3 separate regions of the Homo sapiens genome follow, and regions 1 and 2 are each linked to region 3. Evidence: read pairs that join two places in POLR2A ChIA-PET (ENCODE). Cell type or tissue: Panc1. All regions are shown on one strand. Links, peaks and the distances in the headings refer to the core of each region. The heading gives the core; the rest is flanking DNA. Region 1 overlaps KDM2B (lysine demethylase 2B). Region 2 has its middle 3.4 kb from the start of MLXIP. Region 3 overlaps TMEM120B (transmembrane protein 120B).

Region 1 (2,500 bases), core at 1-2,500, 260 kb before region 3:
GGAAACATACACACACACACACACACACACACACACACACACACAAATATCTTGGTATTCCTACACCTCTTCTCCATCAGCAACTCAAGAGCATTGTCCTTTAAGTGAATGCTATCAAGGTTTATTCATTCATCCCACCAATATTTGAGTTCCTCTGGTCTACCAGATATTATCCACCAGAAAATGCATGGACAGAACCTCCTCAATCCCTCAGCTCTAAATTATAGGGATTAAAATTACTTAGATTAACCTAAATTAAAGGAAAGACATCCGTGTTCATGAATTGGAAGATTTAATATTGTTAAGATCGGTTATACTCCCCAAAGTGATCAACAGACTCAACGCGACCCCAAGCAAAATCCCAACTGGGGCTGGGCACAGTGGCTCACCCCTATAATCTCAGCACTTTGGGAGGCCAAGATAGGCAGATCGCTTGAGCTCAGGAGTTCAAGACCAGCCTGGCCAACAAAGCAAGATTCCAAAAAAATAAAAAGACTAGCTGAGTGTGCTGTCACACACCTGTAGTCCGAGCTACTCAGGAGGCTGAAGCTGGAGAATCACTTGAGCACAGGAAGCAGAGGTTGCACTGAGCTGAGATCAAGCCACTGCATCCAACCTGGACGACAGAATAAAACCTTGTCTCAAAAACAAAACAAGAATTAAAAAAATAAAAACAAAACAAAAACTCAACTGACTTTTCTGCAGAAATGGACACACTATCCTAAAATTCATGAAAATGCAAAAGACCTGGAATGGCCAAAACAATCTTAAAAAAATAGGGGGATGGGGGGTGGGGGCGGTGACTCACGCCTATAATCCCAGCACTTTGGGAGGCTGAGGCAGGTGGATCCCTTGAGGTCACAAGTTCAAGACCAGCCTGTCCAACATGGTGAAACCCCATCCCTACTAAAAATACAAAATTAGCCAGGCATGGTGGCACGTGCCTGTAATCCCAGCTACTTGGGAGGCTGAGGCAGGAGAATCACTTGAACCCAGTGGGTGGAGGTTACAGTGAGCCAAGATCATGACATTGCACTCCAGCCTGGGCAACAAGAGTGAAACTCCATCTAAAAAGGCTGGGCAAGGTGGCTCACTCCTGTAATCCCAGCACTTTGGGAGGCCAAGGTGGGCAGATCACAAGATCAACAGATTGAGACCATCCTGCTCAACCTGGTGAAACCCTGTCTCTACTAAAAATACAAAAATTAGCTGGTCATGGTGGCACACACCTGTAGTCCCAGCTACTCAGGAGGCTGAGGCAGGAGATTCACTTGAACCCGGGAGGCAGAGGTTGTAGTGAGCCAAGATCACACCACTGCACTCCAGCCTGGCAACAGAGCGAGACTCTGCCTCAAAAAAAAAAAAAAAAAAGACACACACTTTCTGATTTCAAAACTCACTACAAAGCTACAATAAACAAGGCTGTGATGGTAGTGGCATAAAGACAGACCTATAGATCAATGAAACAGAATTGAGAGTCCAGAAATAAAGTCATATTTTGACCAAATGATTTTTAATAAGGATGCCAAGGCAATTCAGTTGGGTAAAGAATGGTCTTTTCAACGTATGGTGCTGGGACGAATAGCTATCCACAAGCAAAAGAACAAAGATAGACCCCTACCTCACACCACATATACAAATTAACTCAAAAATGGATCAAAGACCTAAACACACAGCTAAAATTATAAACCTCTTAGAAGAAAACACAAGTGTAAATCTTTATGACTTTGAATTAGGCAAGGGTTTCTCTGATATGACACCAAAAGCACAGGTGTCAAAAAAAAGATAAATTCGACTTCATCAAAATTAAAAACTTTTGCTGGGCATGGTGGCTCACGCCTGTGATCCCAGCAGTTTGGGAGGCCAAGGCGGGAGGATCACCTGAGGTTGGGAGTTGGAGACCAGCCTCACAAGCATGGAGAAACCCCATCTCTACTAAAAATACAAAATTAGCCAGGTGTGGTTGCACATGCCTGTAATCCCAGCTACTCAGGAGGCTGAGGCAAGAGAATCGCTTGAACCCAGGAGGCAGAGGTTGCAGTGAGCCAAGATCACACCATTGCACTCCAGCCTGGGCAACAAGAGTGAAACTCCATCTCAGAAAAAAAAAAAAAAACTTTGGTGCTTTAAAGGGCACTATCATGTGCAAAGGCCCACAGAATGGGAGAAAATATTTGTAAATCATGTATCTAGCAAGCAGTTAGTACTTAGAATATACAAAGAACTCCGACAACTCAATAATAAAGAGATGAATAGGTAATTTTTAAATGGGCAAAGGATTTAAATAGCTATTTCTCCAAAAAAGATCTACAAATGGCCAGTAAGCACATGAAAAGATGCTTAACATCACTAACTAATAAAGTATGTAATTTGCACTGGAGACTCATTCATTAACCCCCTAATTCACAAATCCACCAACCCAAGTGTTTCCTGGCTGTGAATTATGTATCTGATTTGATGCTAAGTGCTAGAACTACAGAAATGAGTAAAATGTGTCCCC
Region 2 (5,268 bases), core at 1,092-3,591, 360 kb after region 3:
GCCTCTGACCAAAGAGCTGCCTGGCCACCCACTGGCTTACTCGCTGACAGGCCATGCTCCTGCCGTACACACCGATCCTATCAGTCATCCTCATGGGCTCCTTTCCAGACTTCTGAGGAAAGCTTCCAACATGAAGAGGGAGTTCAAAACAAACAGAGAGAGAGAGAGAGAGAGAGAGAAAAGAAATATAAACAATGCAGGGAGCAAAAGATAACTTCAAATAAACTCAAAATATTCTTCTGGGAGAGATGAGACAATATTGCATACATAAAACAAGAAGAGGATGCTATCACTAAATTTTAAAAAAAAGTAACAGAAAGTAAGAAAGACCTCTAAGAAATGTTTCTGAAATGAGGTATAATTTTTTTTTTTTTGAGAGGGAGTCTTACTCTGTCACCCAGGCTGGAGCGCAGTGGCGTGATCTCAGCTCACTGCAACCTCCGTCTCCCAGGTTCAAGCGATTCTCGTGCCTCAGTGCCCCGAGTAGCTGGAATTACAGGTACACACCACCACGCCTGGCTAATTTTTGTATTTTTAGTAGAGGCGGGGTTTACACCATGTTGGCCAGGCTGGTGTCAAACTCCTGACCTCAGGTGATCCACCTGCCTTGGCTTCCCAAAGTGCTAGGATTACAGGCGTGAGCCACTGGACCTGGCGAAAACTCTTTTTTTAATCATAACTTTAAAAACCCAGTTTTAAGTTTTATTTTTTGTGCTACACTGTTTCTTGTGTTCCATATCGTTCTCGTACTTGAATTTCATTTTTGTCTTCTTGGAGAGAACAACCTCTAGTAGTAATTCTTTCTAATGTGGCCAATGGATGAAAAGACTATTTTACCTTCTATCCTCTAAAATTTATTGAGGTGACAATATAAGGAGCTCAAACAACTCTACAGGAAAAAAAATCTAATCATCTGATTTAAAATGGGCAAAAGAACTGAATAGACATTTATCAAAAGAAGACATACAAATGGCAAACAGGTATATGAAAAGATGCTCAACATCACTGATCATCAGAGTAATGCAAATCAAAACTACAACGAGGCCAGGTGTGACGGCTCACACCTGTAATCCCAGCACTCTGGGAGGGTGAGGTGGGAGGATCACTTAAGCCCAGGAGTTCAAGACCAGCCTGGGCAACATGGGGAGACCCAGTCTCTACAAAAAATTAATAAATTGGCCAGGTGTAATGGCACATACCTGTAGTCCAAGCTACTCTGGAGGCTGAAGTGGGAGGATCACTTGAGTCCAGGAGGTAAAGGATGCAGTAAGCCTTGATTGTATTACTGCACTCCAGCCTGGGCAACACAGTAAGACCCTGTCTCAAAACAAACAAACAAAACAACAACACACTAAATGAGAAATCATCTGTATTAGTCCATTTTCACACTACTGATAAAGGCATACCCGAGACTGAGCAACTTACAAAAGAAAGAGGTTTAAGGGACTCACAGTTCCATGTGGCTGGGGAGGCCTCACAATCATGGTGGAAGGTGAAAGACACATCTCACATGGCCGCAGACAAGAGAAGAGAGCTTGTGCAGGGAAACTCCCCTTTTTAAAAATCATCAGATCTCATGAGACTTATTCACTATCACTAGAACAGCACAGGAAAGGCCTGCCCCCCATGATTCAATTACCTCCACCGGGTCCCTCCCACAACACATGGGAATTCAAGATGAGATTTGGGTGGGGACACCCAAATCATATCATCATCTCACCCCAGTTAAACCATATCATCATCTCACTCCAGTTAATGCAGCTCTTGGCTGGGCACAGTGGCTTGTGTCTGTAATCCCGGCACTTTGGGAGGCCAAGGTAAGCAGACAATTTAAGTTCAGGAGTTCCAGAGCAGCCTGGTGAACATAGTGAAACCCTGTCTTTACTAAAAATACAAAATTTAGCTGGGCATGGTGGCGGGCCCCTGTAATCCCAGCTACTCTGGAGGATGAGGCAGGAGAATTGCTTGAACTGAGAGGAGGTTCATAAAATAAAAATAAAGGCTGTGTTTGTATCGCTGGGAAATTTTCTTTTATTGCTGCTTTGGTTATTTCCTCTCTTGTTTACTTCTTTCTTTCTGTAACTATCTAGATGGATCCTCCATGTCACAACTTCTCTTTTCCTTTTGGCAGTTTTCTGGGAGAAACCCTCAGTTTGTTTATTTATTTTGAGATGGAGTTCGCTCTTGTTGCCCAGGCTGGAGTGCAATGGCGTGATCTCGGCTCACCAAAACCTCTGCCTCTTGGGTTCAAGTGATTCTCCTGCCTCAGCTTCCTGAGTAGCTGGGATTACAGGCATGCGCCACCATGCCTGGCTAATTTTGCATTTTTAGTAGAGACGGGGTTTCACCATGTTGGCCAGGCTGGTCTGAAACTCCCGACCTCAGGTGATCTGCCCACCTCAGCCTCCCAAAGTGCTGGGATTACAGGCATGAGCTACCGTGCCTGGCCTGTGTATTTTTGGAGACAGAGTCTTGCTCTGTTGCCCAGGCTGGAGGGCAGTGGTGCAAACTCTGCCTCCCGGGTTCAAGCGATTCTCGTGCGTCACCTCCCAAGTAGCTGGGGCTAGAGGCATGTGCCACCATGTCTGGTTACTTTTTATATAAACCTTCAGTTTAATCTTTTAGCTTACTGCTGTGTTTTTCAGCTTTATTCACTTTGCTTTTTTTCTATATTTTCGTTTCAACTCAACTTTTAAAAAATCATACTTGTATATTTGTATATTTATATTTATTTTCCAAGACCTCATTTGCCTCTTTTTCATAATGGGCTATTATTGCTCCATGGTACAGAATCTTCTGTTCTTTCCTAAACTATTAGTTATTTTTAAAATATTTGTTAACTTTCTCCCCCTTGCTAGTTCTCAGGTACCCGCTTTCTCCCAGAGTGCTGGCTTTCCTTAATTATTTGCTGACTTGTGCTGGTGTGTAACCCTTCATACTTAGGTATTTCTATTTGTCTGACTGCTGATTTGATTCCAATCCAGTGTTTCTTCTGATTCGTGGAGAAGAGACGACAACGCTGTGAGGCTCTGGTTTTGGTGGCTTGTCTGGGTGTGGGAGCTCCTTGTCATCATGGGATTTTTAGCTCCCTGGGTCGCCATCCTACATGGCCACTCTCCTGCCGATGCTGCCCGCTACTCAGCAGGAGGGGAAGTCGAGACCACCTCCTTAACCTTACAGACATTGATTGTGAGCTTGGAGCACCTTCCGTGACTGGACCACCCATGCAGTGGTCCTTTGCTTTTTGCATTTTTAACTGCAATTTTCCCCAAGAGTCTTCCCTAATACAGTCTCTTAGGAATTGACGGTGGGATTAAACAAGGCATGTTTCTGCACTGAATATGGTCTATGGGTTGCCACTTTGCAACCTCAGCTTTAAGGCTTATTTCCTCCCAGGAAACTGATGTTAACTTTTTAAGTTAAAAATGTGTATATAAGTAATACATGTTTATTTTGGAAATTAGAAAATACAGGCCAGGTGTGGTGGCTCATGCCTGTAATCCCAGCATTTTGGGAGGTTGAGGCAGGAGGATTGCCTGAGCCCAGGAGTTTGAGACCAGCCTGGGCAACATAGGGAAATTCCATCTCTACAAAAAAATTAAACATTAGCTGGGTGTGGTGGTGCCCACCTGTGGTCACAGCTACTCGGGAGACTGAGGTGGGAGGATAGCTTGGGCAGGGGAGGTTGAGGCTACAGTGAGCCACGATCACACCAATGTGACACAGTGAGACCCTGTCTCAAAAAAAAAAAAAAAGAAAGAAAATATAGGTAAACACAAAGACAAAAAAGCAGGGCATGGTGGCTCACACCTGTAATTCTAGCACCTTGGGAGGCTGAGGCAGGAGGATCACTTGAGGTCAGGAACTCGAGACGAGACCAGGCTGGGCAGCATGGCGAGACCCCATCTCTATAAAAAGTACAAAAATTAGCAGGGCACGGTGGTGTGCACCTGTGGTCCTGCTACTTGGGAAGTTGAGGTGGGAGGATCACCTGAGCCCTGGAGGTTGAGGGTGCTGTGAGCCATGATGGCACCACTCCACTCCAGTCCAGGTGAAAGAGCCAGATCCTGTCTCAAAAAAAAAAAAAAAAAAAAGTGGCTGGGCATGTAAACTTACCAAGGACCAAGGAGACAAGTCTTGAGAGAAAGGAAGGCAACTCAAAGGATGGACTTTTAAACACTTGTAACCAGCATTGGGAACAGTAGTAGGTTGAAGAGGGAAATCTAGAACTCATGCCTGAAAACTGCCAGTCATCCAGCCCATTTTTCCATACAGACATTTGGAAATAAGTTAATGGAGCCATTTTGGTGAGAGCCCTCTGTTCCCTTCAGGAGGCCTTTGTCAGGAAGAGGGTGGGGCAGGGGACTCACCCCCCACTCAAATCTGGAACTGAAACCAGCTTCAAAGCCGAGTGCAGAGCCAGCGCGGTGGCTCATGCCTGTCATCCCAGCACTTTGGGAGTCCAAGGCAGGCCTCACTTGAGGTCAGGAGTTCCAGACCGGCCTGGCCAACATGGTGATTGCACCACTGCGCTACAGCCTTGGGTGACAGAGCAAGACTCTGTCTCAAAAAACAAAACAACAATAAAACAAAGCAGAGTGCAGGAGTGGCTGTGGACTCTGGACGCCCTGCTAGGATTAGGATGGGTGTTCCTGGCTCATGGGCCTCACTGGCTCTTCTGATGCCCTGCCACCCCCACCCCAGACTGGCTTTGAGCCCCGGAAACCTTGACAGCTTTCTAGAGGTGTCTGTCAGTTAGGTTGTGCCACGCGAAGTTGCCGTTTCTGCAGGTCAAATAGTGGTGGACTATTGGCAATTTCTAGGCACCTCTGGTCTGGTTGATCCAAATCCTCCAACCTGTGGCACATTTATTTAGCGCTCATTTTGTGCCAGCCTGCCTGCTAAGCAACTTATAGCCATTTTTATTTGTATTTATTTTTCTTTTTGAGACAGGGCCTCGCTCTGTCGCCCAGGCTAGAGTGCAATGGCGCAATCTCGGCTCACTGCAACCTCCACCTCCCGGATTCAAGCGATTCTCCTGCCTCAGCCTCCCGAGTAGCTGGGATTACAGGGGTGCACCACTACGACCGGCTAATTTTTGTTATTTTTAGTAGAGACAGGGTTTCACCGTGTTGGCCTGGCTGGTCTTGAACTTCTGGCCTCAAGTGATCCACCCGCCTCGGCCTCCAAAAGTGCTAGGATTACAGGCATGAGCCACCGCGCCCCACTATAGCCATTTTTAAACTGTCCCAAGTTTCTGAGGAAACG
Region 3 (5,268 bases), core at 1,683-4,182:
CTGTCCAGCATGTGTAGGTTGATGCCTTCTCTTCTAGGGCCTGGGTCCCATCCGGTTCTCAGGGGACTGTTTTGGCTCCACTCCCACGGAGAAGACTCAGCCACTTCTTGTTTTGTTTTGTTTTGTTTTGTTTTTGTGACAGAGTCTCACTGTCGCCCAGGCTGGAGTGCAGTGGCGTGATCTCGGCTTACTACAGCCTCCGCCTCCCGGGTTCGAGCCATTCTCTGCCTCAGCCTCCTGAGTAGCTGGAATTACGGGTGTGCGCCACCGTGCCCGGCTAATTTTTTTGTGTTTTAGTAGAGATAGGGTTTCACTATGTTGGCCAGGCTTCTGACCTCAGGTGATTCACCCACCTCGGCCTCCCAAAGTGCTGAGATTACAGGCATGAGCCACTGTGCCTGGCCCTCAGCCACTTCTTTTTTTTTTTTTTTTTTTTTTTGAGATAGAGTCTTGCTCTGTCACCAGACTTGAGTGCAGTGGCACGATCGTGGCTCACTGCAACCTCCGCCTCCCGGATTCAAGCGATTCTCCTGCCTCAGTCTCCCAAGTAGCAGAGATTATAGGTGCGCGCCACCATGCCCAGCTAATTTTTGTATTTTTAGTAGAGACAGGGTTTCACCATGTTGGCCAGGATGGTCTCAATCTCTTGACCTCGTGATCTGCCTGCCTCGGCCTCCCAAAGTGCTGGGATTACAGTAGTGAGCCACCGTGCCTGGTCCTCAGCCACTTCTTAATGCTTTGTCTTACTGGGCTCGGAGGTCATGGTCAGCTGTGGAACCAAGTGGGTGTTAGGGTTGGGAATGGGAGAAGAGAAGAGGTTTGCTGTGTGAAGCTTGTGTTGTTCATAATTCCTGTCCCTTGCTTTGCCTTAGACAAGGAGGAGGAGGGGGAAGAGTCTTAACACTTCAGAGTGAGGCCCAGCGCGGCGGCTCATGCCTGTAATTCCAGAACTTTGGGAGACCGAGGCGGGTGGATCACAAGGTTTGGAGTTTGAGACCAGCCTGGCCAACACAGTGAGACCCTGTCTCTACTAAAAATGCAAAATTAGCTGGGTGTGGTGGCATGTACCTATAATCCCAGATCCTCGAGTGGCTGAGGCAGGAATTGCTTGAAACTGGGAGGGGGAGGTTGCAGTGAGACAAGACTGTGCCATTGCACTCCAGCCTGGGCAACAGAGCAAGACTCCGTCTCAAAAACAAAACAAAACAAAAAACAGCAACAACACTTAAGAGCTGTGCAATTAATGCAATTAACAGCAATTAGATAGCAAGTCTTGGCAGGCAGAGGTTGCAAAGGAGTTGTTTGACTCTTTCTTAGGACTTGGTCCTCAGATGCTGAGGTATGTTAGGGACAAAGGGATTGGGAATCAATTCTTGATTTTGTTCCCTGGTGCACAGCAAGGGTTGTAGAAGAAGGTCTGAGTGAGTGGAAACTGATGCCTCCTGCTCGGTTCATGATGGGGGAACTAGAAGGGACTGCATCCTACTTTGGGGAAGAGGGAGCCTGCTTGCTGCAGGCTTTGGTGGTCACCTGCTGGGTCAGGGGCCAGTCAGGGATGGCTCCCGGTGTCAAGATCATAGATCGGAGCAGAAACTGCCATCTACATCTTCAATTCACAGATGAGGAAACTGAAGCTTGGGCATGCTGATTCCCTGGACGGGGGCCACACAGCTAGTTAGTGGTAAAGTTGGGGCCATAATTTAGTTCTCTAAATATTGGTAGGCCCCTCTCTGCCTTCTCACGTTCCCCTTCATGTTAGATGTGAGAGCTCTGAACTCTCAAGATGCAAGGCTCTGGGACTCTGTATATGGTAAGTAGGATGTCCATTGCGTATGTGCTGGGCAGTTTCGGATACGAGATATTTGTTGGGAGCTCGGTGCATTGGCTCATACCTGTAATCTCAGCACTTTGGGAGGACAAGTTGGGAGGACCGCTCCCAGCAGGATTGCCCAGCAGTTTGAGACCAGCCTGGGAAACATAGGGAAACCCCTGTCTCTACAAACAGTAAAAAAAAAAAATTGCTGGGTGTGGTGGTGCATGGTTGTGGTCCCAGCTACTAGGGAGGCTGGAGTAGGAGGGCTGTTTGAGCCCCAGAGGTCAAGGCTGCAGTGAGCCATGATTGCACCACTGTACTCTAGCCTGGGTGACAGAGTTAGACCCTCTCTCTCAAAAAAAAAAAAAAAGAGATTTGTTGGGGAACAAGCAGGTAACAGCAGGTAGGTAGGTGGGCACACTGAACTAGAAAGCTTAACAATAGGAAGGATTTTTTTTCTACTAGAAAATCCTGGTCTATTTTAATTTTCCTACATCTTCCTTAGAATCCGGGTTGAGGGTTTCATATTTGTATCTCATTGATTCTGGGGTGATGTGTAACAATGTGTAATGTCTCTGTGTCTTACCTCTTTTTCTCTTTTTTTTTCTTTCTTTTTTTTTTTTTTTGAGACACAGTCTTGCTCTGTCGCCCAAACTAGAGTACAGTGGCACAATCTTGGCTCACTGCAACCTTTGCCTCCCGGGTTAAAGCTATTCTCCTGCCTCAGCCTCCTGAGTAGCTGGGATTACAGGCACCCGCCACCGTGCCCGGCTAATTTTTATATTTTTAGCAGAGACAGGGTTTCACCATCTTGGCCAGTCTGGTCTAGAACTCCTGACCTCGTGATCCATCTGCCTTGGCCTCCCAAAGTGCTGGGATTACAGGCGTGAGCCACTGCACCTGGCTTTCCTTTTTTGAATGAAGGAAAGAAAGAGCAAACCTAATTCTCAGACCCCAGAAGATTTGAAAGATCTTTGGAATTTCCCTCCTCCCCACCCCAAGAAAACCCAATGTAATCTCTGGGACTGAGGAGAGGAAAGGATCAGTTTTCTTTGGACTGTGATTTGCATGTGTCAGGGCCTTCCTGAACCCTGGGGCACAGTTGAGTCTCCATGAGGACTTAGTTTTTGGGTGGCTGGGGTTTCAGGCATGCTGGTGAGTTGAGTGCTAGTCTGAGACCAGTGTGCTCCTGGTCTCCTGGCCTGTGGCGTGACCGCAGAAGGTCACTTACAGACACAAGGGCAAGTAATTTAATGAGCATTTCCTGCCTTGCATCACTGGAAACCTGATCTCGTTCCTCCCAGCCAAGGAAGAAGGTGGCCCGTAGCAGCTTTTCCCTAAGTCTGACCTCACAGTGATGCAAGGGCCTTGAAGGCCATGGTAAAGATTTTGGCTTTTACTGCTAATGACATGTACATCCGTCTGGCTGCTGTGTATAGAATAGACATCAGGGAGACAGGCTCGAAGCAAGAAGATCAGCATTATTTCATTAATAACCCTATGAAATTGATCCTAGAATCTCTGTTTTACAGAGGTTAAGTCACTTATCCAAGGTCACATGGCCTGTCAGTGCAGGAGCCAGGATTCGAACCCAGGCTGTTGAACACCAGTGTCTGTGCTCTTAACTACTGCCCTAGGCTCATCTGTGCCCTGAGTACTCCTGTTAGCTTTTGTTTCTCTTCTATCTTGGCTTGTGGGGCGTCTTTCTTTCTTTTTTATTTGAGACGGAGTCTCGCTCTGTTGCCCAGGCTGGAGTGCAGTGGCTCGATCTCAGCTCACCACAACCTCCGCCTTCCAGGTTCAAGCGATTCTCCTGCCTCAGCCTCCCGAGTAGCTGGGATTACAGATGTGTGCCACCACTCCTGGCTAATTTTTGTATTTTTAGTAGAGACAGGGTTTCACTATGTTGGCCAGGCTGGTCTCGAATTCCTGACCTTGTGATCCGCCTGCCTCAGCCTCCCAAAGTGCTGGGATTACAAGCGTGAGCTACCGCACCCAGCCGGGCATCTTTCTTTAGTAGCAGATTGTGCAGAAAAAGACACTGCACAGGGAATCAGTATTCTTGAGTTCAGGTCCTAGCTTTGCCATTGTCTAGTATCTGAATTTGGTGAGCCACCTCTCTCAGGTTGAGTTTCTTTATCTAAAAACAAAGGCTGACAATAATAATAATCATAACAACAACAATAACAATAATAGCTAACTGCGTGAAACACAGATTATCCCATTTAATCTAAATATCAACCCATGGCCTGGCGCAGTGGCCCATGCCTGTAATCCCAGCACTTTGGGAGGCTAAGGAGGGCAGAGCACTTTGAGCTTAGGTGTTCAAGACCAGCCTGGGCAACATGGTGAAACCCCATCACTATAAAACAAACAAACAAACAAAAAACAAAAAAAAACCTTAGCTGGGCATTGGTCGCTCGCTCCTGTAATCCCAGCTACTTGGGAGGCTGAGGCTGAAGAATCGCTTGAACCCAGAAGGCGGAGGTTGCAGTGAGCCAAGATCGTGCCAGGGTACTCCAGCCTGGGTGACAGAGTGAGATCCTGTCTCAAAAATAAATGAATGAGTGAATGAATGAATGACAACCCTGTTTTTTAGATGAGGAGATTGAAGCTAAGAGATGCTGAGTAACTTGAAAGTCATGGAGCCAGAATTCGAACCCATGCCTGCTGTATAACTCAGATACTAATACCGTGGGCTCCAAAAGTATCCTGAGACTCTTAGCTCTAGAAGAAAAGTTTTGAACTTGCTGGGTCCCTTTTCATTTATATAGTGCTTTCACACAATGCACTATCAGGACTCTTAGTTGCAAATGAAAAAAACCCAGTCTGACTGGTTTTAAGCCAAAAGAGGGTTTATTGAGTCAAGTCTAGTGGCAAATGGCTTCAGGCAAGGCTGGATCCAGGAGCTCAGGTGATGTCTGTGTCTGTGTGTGGATGTCTCTCTCTCTCTCCTCTGTGTCAGCATTATTCTCAGGCAGTCCCTCCCATGTTGTGGCAAAGATGGCCAGGTGGCCCTCAGCTGACATCTGTCAGCTTAGCAGCTCTGGCAGAAACAGAGCATCCTTTCCCCCTGTGGTTTCAGCAAGCGTCCCAGGGCTGACTCTCATTGGCCCAGCTTGGGTCATGTGACTATGCCTTACTTAACCAGTCACTGTGGCACTGATTGGCCAGGTCACGGTCACATATCTGCTCCTGAAGCCTAAAAGTGGGATCAGTGCCACCACACTACATGAAACGAGTTGGGGAGGGATGGTCCCATGAAGGAAAATCAAAAAGCTGGTAGTTTAAAAAAAAAAAACAGAGAGAGGGATGCTGGACAGGCACCTTTTGGGGGGCTAATAGAAATTGTTGGCTGGGTGTAGTGGCCTATGCCTGTAATCCCAACAGGAGGCTGAGGCAGGTAGATCGCTTGAGCCCAGGAGTTTGAGACCAGCCTGGGCAATGTAGTAAGA

The links. ChIA-PET counts read pairs that join two places held together with the same protein. Peaks named below come from ENCODE experiments on the same cell type or tissue, not always from the same donor. Only the 100,000 strongest peaks of a DNase experiment are listed, where the experiment ranks them.
Region 1: POLR2A ChIA-PET joins it to region 3 with 5 read pairs; 4 of 35 experiments call an interaction of 5 or more read pairs at or near these places.
Region 2: POLR2A ChIA-PET joins it to region 3 with 10 read pairs; 5 of 35 experiments call an interaction of 5 or more read pairs at or near these places.

Annotation. Positions count from the first base shown.
Region 1 is chr12:121,457,732-121,460,231 of GRCh38, forward strand. All of the region lies in intron 12 of KDM2B (lysine demethylase 2B), which reads right to left. Among named protein-coding and RNA genes, the nearest start is that of MIR7107, 15 kb to the left of the region's middle. In Panc1, for the core only: no CTCF peak of the experiment used is centred there; no DNase peak of the experiment used is centred there.
Region 2 is chr12:122,072,707-122,077,974 of GRCh38, forward strand. No RefSeq gene overlaps it. Among named protein-coding and RNA genes, the nearest start is that of MLXIP, 3.4 kb to the right of the region's middle. RefSeq lists an enhancer at 4,276-4,325. In Panc1, for the core only: no CTCF peak of the experiment used is centred there; no DNase peak of the experiment used is centred there; H3K27ac peaks cover 774 bases.
Region 3 is chr12:121,714,142-121,719,409 of GRCh38, forward strand. The region is part of intron 1 of TMEM120B (transmembrane protein 120B); the gene reads left to right. Among named protein-coding and RNA genes, the nearest start is that of TMEM120B, 4.0 kb to the left of the region's middle. In Panc1, for the core only: no CTCF peak of the experiment used is centred there; no DNase peak of the experiment used is centred there; H3K27ac peaks cover 341 bases.